Regions from separate parts of the Homo sapiens genome. Here region 2 is linked to region 1. Evidence: chromatin contacts called from ENCODE Hi-C or POLR2A ChIA-PET data. All regions are on one chromosome and are shown on one strand. Each heading gives the region's core, a stretch centred on a gene start or an enhancer-like site at or near the end of the contact. The rest is flanking DNA. Distances are from core to core; before and after follow the strand shown. Region 1 has its middle 23 kb from the start of LINC01563. Region 2 has its middle 38 kb from the start of MAP2K3.

Region 1 (3,278 bases), core at 451-2,950:
TGCAGTGGCATGATCTCGGCTCACTGCAAACTCCGCCTTCTGGGTTCATGCCATTCTCCTGCCTCAGCCTCCCAAGTAGCTGGGACTACAGGAGCCCCCCACCACACCCGGCTAATTTTTTTGTATATTTTTAGTAGAGACGGGGTTTCACCATGTTAGCCAGGATGGTCTCAATCTCCTGACCTCATGATCTGCCCGCCTCAGCCTCCCAAAGTTCTGGGATTACAGGCTTGAGCCACCACGCCCAGCCATCAAATACTGTAGAGATATATTCTTTTTCTTCACTCTCTTTTTTCTTAGGGGGTTGCCTCTGCTTTGCTGGTGCCCTAAGTGTGTGCTCAAACTATATGGTGGATGCTCCAGCCTGGGGTAAGGGTGTTTTGGGCAGAGGGAGGAGAACATGAAAATAAGTTAAACAGCAAGATTAGGTACACTTGGATGGGTAGAAACCAGAGGGAGAATGGTGAGACACGATGCTGGAAGGCTGATAAGAAACAGATCAGGAAGAGCCTTGTGGGCCAATCATAATACTGAGCATCAATAACAATAGCACGCATTCTGTTGTTCTTAGTATTCTAAGCACTTTTCATAAGCACACATTTAACCACTCAACAACCCTGAGAGATAGGTAATATGATGGTTTTTTTTTTTCTGAGACAGTCTTGCTCTGTCGCCCAGACTGGAGTGCAGTGGCGTGATCTTGGCTCACTGCTACCTCTCCTGGGTTCAAGCCATTCTCCTGTCTCAGCCTCCCAAGTAGCTGGGATTACAGGCGAGCGCCACCACTCCCGGCTAATTTTTTTTTTTCAGTAGAGACGGAGTTTTGCCACATTGGCCAGGCTGCGATTATTTCATTTTATGGATGAGTTAAACTGGTTAAATACTTTCTTCAGGCTCACACTGCTAGTAAGAGGCAGAAATGTGATTTGTGCCCAGGAAGTCTGGCCCCAGAACCTGCTCCCTTAACTGCATATTACTAATCAAAGGAGTGTGCACTTCAGCCTGAAGGTGAAAGTGAGTGATTTCCTAGAATATGAAATTTGATTAAAACAAAAGTAGAGAATTTCACTAAAACCTTCTGGCCTGATTTTGGATACCTTGGGAAATACAAACTCAAGAATGAAATGTTACATCCTTTTTTTAAGGTATACTATACATATGATTGTAACTCATGCCTGTAATCCCAACATTTTGGGAGGCCGTGGCGGGAGGATCACTTGAGGCCAGGAGTTTGAGACCAGCCCGGCCAACATAGTGAAACCCTGTCTCCACTAAAAATACAAAAATTAGCCGGGAGTGGTGGCTCACGCCTGTAGTCCCAGCTACTCAGGAGGCTGACGCAGGAGAATCACTTGAACCCGGGAGGCAGAGATGGCAGTGAGCCGAGATCGCACCACTGCACTCCAGCCTGGGCGACGGAGCGAAACTCCATCTCAAAAAACAACAAAACATCAATCTTAAGAGTACAAACTTACGAGTTTTATACATGTGCACACCCATATAATCATTACTCGAATATCACAGACATGATGTTGGGTGAAAGAAGCCAGATGCAAAGCGTACCCCTTCATGAAGTCCAGGAACTGGTGATGGAGGTGCTAGAGGACAGAAGAGTGGTTATCTGGGGCTAGGCATAGTGACTGGGAGAAGGGCATGAGAGAGCCTCGGGGTGTGGAAACCGGCTTTTCGGGTCTGCAAGGGTCGCTGGGAAGTGTAGTCTTTTGTTGGGGGCGGAATGAGCTGCTAAAAGGCAGGGTCCTTTTACACCAACGTTGATAGAGATCGATATTTATTCCTGCTACACTGACAAAAAGGAATTGTACACGAAGAAAAAAGGCAGACATTTAGAGAAGAGGAATTAACGGGCAGGTTCATAGGAGGGCTGCTAGAATCTATCAATCTCACACTACCGTTTCCTTTTTCTTTTTTTTTTTCTTTTTCTTTTTGGACCTTGCGTCTTTTCGCGCCAAAGTCCTAGAGACAGAGCCTGATTGGCCCAGCCACGACCTGTGCCCATCCATTGGTGGAGACCTCTTGATTAACAATCTTTCAAATTTCCGGAGCGACCGAGGGACTGACTGACAGCCTCGGGAGCTTACGCGCATCCCTGAAGCGGGCGCCAGCAAGTCCTTGGGGAAAACGCTGCCTGTACCCAAACCATAACCACGCGCTTGTCCCCTGCGAAGTGCTTCCCGAAAGACCCCCAAGGCAATTTTAAAGTTGCGGACACCTGAACCTGCTCCAGAGCTGGCTGGAAGCAGGAGCTGCCTCCCCAGGATGGGGCAGAATTTGCATCTCTCCACTTTCAATTTAAGGTGAACAAAGCAGAAAAGCAAGTAACTTATCACGATCAAAATGCAACATCTGATTCCCTTACACCTACCAGGAGGACAGTGCCTATTCCACACAGAGCCAGAAACCTGGAGAGAGGAAACAAAGAATGTAAGTGAATTCTAGGCAGCAAGCATTTTTCCATCCCTCAGCTAAGAGCCCTGCCACCACCTGTCCGTCTTCAGTAATACACTGGTTGACACTTTTTGAGACCCCAATATAGCGCTGAGCACTGCCCAACCTAAAAATGACTATTATTTTCCAGTCACTTTTTTTTTTTTTTTTTTTTTTTTTTTTGGCAGAGTCTTGCTCTGTTGTCCACGCTGGAGTGCAGTGGCGTGATCTCGGGATCTCGGCTCACTGCAACCTCCACCCCCCCGGGTTCAAGCGATTCTCCTGCCTCAGCCTCCCGAGTAGCTGGGATCACAAACTCGCGCCACCACGCCTGGCTAATTTTTGTATTTTTAGTAGAGACGGGGTTTCACCATGTTGGTCAGGCTGGTCTCAAACTCATGACGTCATGATCCACCCGCCTGGGCCTCCCAAAGTGCTAGGATTACAGGCGTAAGCCACTGCGTCCGGCCTAATTTTTTGTATTTTTAGTAGAGACAGAGTTTCACTATGTTGGCCAGGCTGGTCTCGAACTCCTCAGGTGAGCCGTCTGCCTCGGCCTCCCAAAGTGCTGGGATTACAAGCCTGAGCCACTGCGCCAGGCCCAGAGTCACTTTATAGATAAAAAGCCCTATAACTTCAAAGATCAATACCTAAATTACAAGGGGAAATTAAGTATTCATAAACAGATTAAAATATGCTTTAAAGTTCCATGTAACCATAACCTTTCTTCAAAAGGTTATTAATGCTTAATCTGTGCCAAAAAGTCACATTGAATATACATAGAATTTATGTTCTTTGTAGCAAGATTCAGGGTGGTTTGGATAATTAAGACG
Region 2 (3,522 bases), core at 494-2,993, 220 kb after region 1:
GACTTGGAAGTGTATATCCTGCGCCATCTCCAAGGGATGGAGCTCCAGTTGCACCCAGCGGTAGCTCTGTTGATGACATGGCCTTGGTTGGCTCTTCCCTGTCTCACTTCTCCACTTCCCTATGGGTATTTCCTAGGATTTACTTGAGTCCAAAGCTTCTCAGTGTCTGAGAGTGTACTGGGAGAACCCAAGGAGACAGCGCCTCTGAGAATCATGGTGGGGAGAACAGGACCTGATGACGAAGTGCTCGGCAAATGACGCCTGATGTTACAGGGATCCTTGCTGACCCACTGGACCACGCCCTCCACACCAGCGCTGGTGGTTCCCCACAGTCTGAGGTCTACTTCCCCCAGCTTCTCTCGCACCTTTAGACTTCTCTGTGGCACTGCTTTCTCCTCTCCTCACCATCTCAGCTCCTCCCTCCTGTTAGCTGTGTGGCCCTGGGCAAGTCACTGCCCCTCTCTGATTCTCCACGTTCTCAGTCCCGTGGCGGGGACCTGACACCCTCTCTGGGCAAATGCCAGCATGCTTTGCTAAGCAGTCCTATCCCAGGTCTTGTGGTGTCTGCCAGAAATCTCCGGGAGGCAGAGGATGAAGGCCTGGGCGTTAGTGTGCCTGGTTGGAGGTCCTGGGGACGAAGGCTGCTGGGGTGGGGGTATTGCACTCCTGGTTGAAGGTCCTGGGGAAGTGTTTGTGGGGCTGTCACTCATTCATCTTGTTAGGCCAAGGTGTGAGGAGGTGGGCCGAGGTGGGTGGGGGAGGTTGACGTTGTGGAAATCACTGAGGGCCTGGAAAGCTGCTGCGAAGAGTCCGGGACTCCTGGGCATAGAGTAATGTTGGTGCCTTGACCAGAGCCTACAGACCTCCTTACTGGGACAAGCCAGCTCCCCGCCTGCTCTGTGCTGTGCTGCTAACCCTTGCATCTCAAACCTGCTTCAGGGAAGTATGCAGCAGAAAAGCCTAGCCCCTTGCCTTAAGGCAGGACAAACTCAGAGGCATAATTTGTGCTGCAGAGCTCCCTTGGGCTCAGGCCACGGCAGGGATGGAAATTGAAGAAACCCTTGCTTGTCTTCTCCTTCTTTTTCCCTGGCTCCCTCGCTGGTTTCAGCTGGAAGAAACTCCCTAGGGAAACATTTGCACCTGAATCCTGCTCTCAGGCTCGGCTTCTGGGAGAACCTGACATGAGACAACCTGCTGGCCCTGGGCACCACAGGCGTGTTTTAATAGAATGAGTTTATTGGTTAGAATGCAGGCTCGGTTACTTATTAAAAAACAAAACCGGCCGGGCGCAGTGTTTCATGCCTGTAATCCCAGCACTTTGGGAGGCTGAGGTGAGCGGATCACTTGAGGTCAGGAGTTCGAGACCAGCCTGGCCAACATGACGAAACCCCGTCTCTACTAAAAAATGCAAAAATTAGCCAAGCGTGGTGGCCGGCGCCTGTAATCCCAGCTACTCGGGAGGCTGAGGCAGGGAGAACTGCTTGAACCCGGAGGCGGAGGTTGCAGTGAGCCCAGATCGCGCCACTGCACTCCAGCCTGGGCGACCCAGCAAGACTCCGTCTCGAAAAACACACAAACAAACAAACAAACACCAAAACCCAAGTTAATGATGGTTTAAACAAGGTAGACGATTATTCGCTCCTGTAGCAGTCAGTGGTTCACGGTGGCGACGGCGGACTGAGTTCTATCCCTTTTCTGCCCTGCCGGGTGTGGGTTCATCCACTTCCTCGCGCCGCTCGCACCCCATTGGCAGTATTGGGTCACATGGCCAGCCGTGGCCGCAAAGGACGTTGGGAAATGTAGTCTTCATAAGGGAGCCAGTCGCTCCCGGGACAGTGGGGTCCACGGCTGCGGGAGGGGAATAGAGGTGGGGACTGTCATTCCCTCTGCAGGGAGGGAGCACAAACTTTAAAGCGGGGACAAGATTCTTTTAGAAAGAATGGTCTTCGTGTAAGAAAATATGCAGAGGATTCTGTGTCTGTGGAAAGGGAGCTCTTGCCGGGGATGCGGGAAGATGTTTCTGGAGGTGCCCGGCCCAGGGCGTCCTGGGGCAAGGAGTGGCCAGGCAGGTCCTATGAGGACCCTCCTAGGGAAATCCGACCTTCTTCCATCTTCAGGGAAAGTGGACACAGGCAGCAGCCTGGGAGGGGCGTCGGAGGTGGGGAAAAGGAGCGGGTGTAAACGGAGCCCTCCAGGCGGGCAGGGACAAGTAGAAAACGACAAAGCTAGGTCGCGAGTGTAACGACACGGAACATGGCAGCAGTGGGGTGAGGGACCCTAGGCCTCCTGGGAACTTCCAGGGCAGTTTGAGAAAGCCAGGTTCCCCCAGGAGGGGTTGGGGCGTTTCCATTTTAAATATTAGCGGGGTGTCCCGGGAGGCTGATAACTGGCTTCCGTCCATTTCCCACACGTGTTTGCAAAACGAATGTGTCAGATGTGCAGATGCGCATCCCTGGCGCCCCAGCATAGTCTGCGGCCTTCTGCCCCGTGGTTACCGTTTTCCGTGGCTTCCCCGAGACACTCCTTGCCCTGGACGCAGCCTCTGACTCCAGCTTCCACTCCAGTAAATAGCCCCGACGTGGACACCTTGCGCAGGCAGCTTTGCTGGCATTTCAGATTTGAGATGATTTCCTCGGGCATGATTCCCAGAAGAGAAGTCGGGTAGGGGAAGTGCATTTGCCTGTAAGGGCCGTGGTTGATACAGCCAAATGTCTGCCTGGTCCAGTGGTGCCAATGTACCCGACCACCTGCAGAGCACAGGCAAAACCTTCCTCGGGGAAGGGTGGGATAGTTTGGTTTCATCTCTTTCCCAGATTTTTAAAGTACTATTGAAGATACTAAGCAATTTAAAAAGTAATTTTACCTATAATCCCGTCTGCTAGCATGTTGATTTATTCCTTCTAGCCTTTTTTCTAAATATAAATTTTTTATTGTGTGAAAATTTACATACACGAGCCTTTTATTATGAAAAGTTAAGACATACACAGAAACAGAGAGTCACATAAGGAACCTTCAGGAAGCCAGCACCAGCTGCAGCAGTGATGCCCACACACAGTCCTGTCTCATCTCTACCCTCAGCTACTTCCCCTCCCAAATTATCTAAACATTCATTCCATTCATCCCAGACACAGTATAATTTAATTCACAAATATTTCAGAGCATAGCTCTGGATGATTAGGATCTTAAAAAATGACAATAACAGTCTTTAGTATTTGCACAAGTAACAACCATCCCTTAATATCAGCAACCATTCAGTCTCTGTTCAGATTTCCAAATGTCTCATGAATAATAGAATTAACAAAAGAATGGTTTGATTTGGTATCTGAATAAGACCCCGCGTCTCCACTGGCTGATGGATTGCCTTGGTGTCTTTCATTTAGTGGTTGCCCCTCCCTGTTTTCTTCCTCATAATTTATTTGTTGAAGAAACTGGGTTGTTAGATTGTAGAGTTTCCCGTAGTCTGTATTTCCGGTAAATCGGTAGCTGGTCTAGTGACTTGACCAGATCAGGTTGGACTTTTTT

The links. A loop is a pair of places that touch in the nucleus more often than their neighbours do. ChIA-PET counts read pairs that join two places held with the same protein, here RNA polymerase II (POLR2A). Pooled maps may share reads with other maps.
Region 2: a loop to region 1 is called in a pooled map, with 6 times the contacts of the local background. The contact joins two enhancer-like sites. A Hi-C loop is called at or near these places in 7 of 50 pooled maps. POLR2A ChIA-PET finds 5 or more read pairs at or near these places in 2 of 52 experiments (Caco-2 and activated B cell).

What each region holds. Positions count from the first base shown.
Region 1 is chr17:21,097,396-21,100,673 of GRCh38, forward strand. No RefSeq gene overlaps it. Among named protein-coding and RNA genes, the nearest start is that of LINC01563, 23 kb to the left of the region's middle. RefSeq lists enhancers at 1,465-2,081, 1,881-2,175, 2,082-2,699, 2,094-2,303 and a silencer at 1,881-2,175. Within about 2 kb of position 1,701, at least 7 of the 41 ENCODE cell types and tissues checked have a DNase peak (open chromatin) inside an H3K27ac peak, as active enhancers do.
Region 2 is chr17:21,321,393-21,324,914 of GRCh38, forward strand. No RefSeq gene overlaps it. Among named protein-coding and RNA genes, the nearest start is that of MAP2K3, 38 kb to the left of the region's middle. RefSeq lists enhancers at 1,339-2,012, 1,466-1,515, 1,526-1,635, 1,676-1,805. Within about 2 kb of position 1,744, at least 19 of the 41 ENCODE cell types and tissues checked have a DNase peak (open chromatin) inside an H3K27ac peak, as active enhancers do.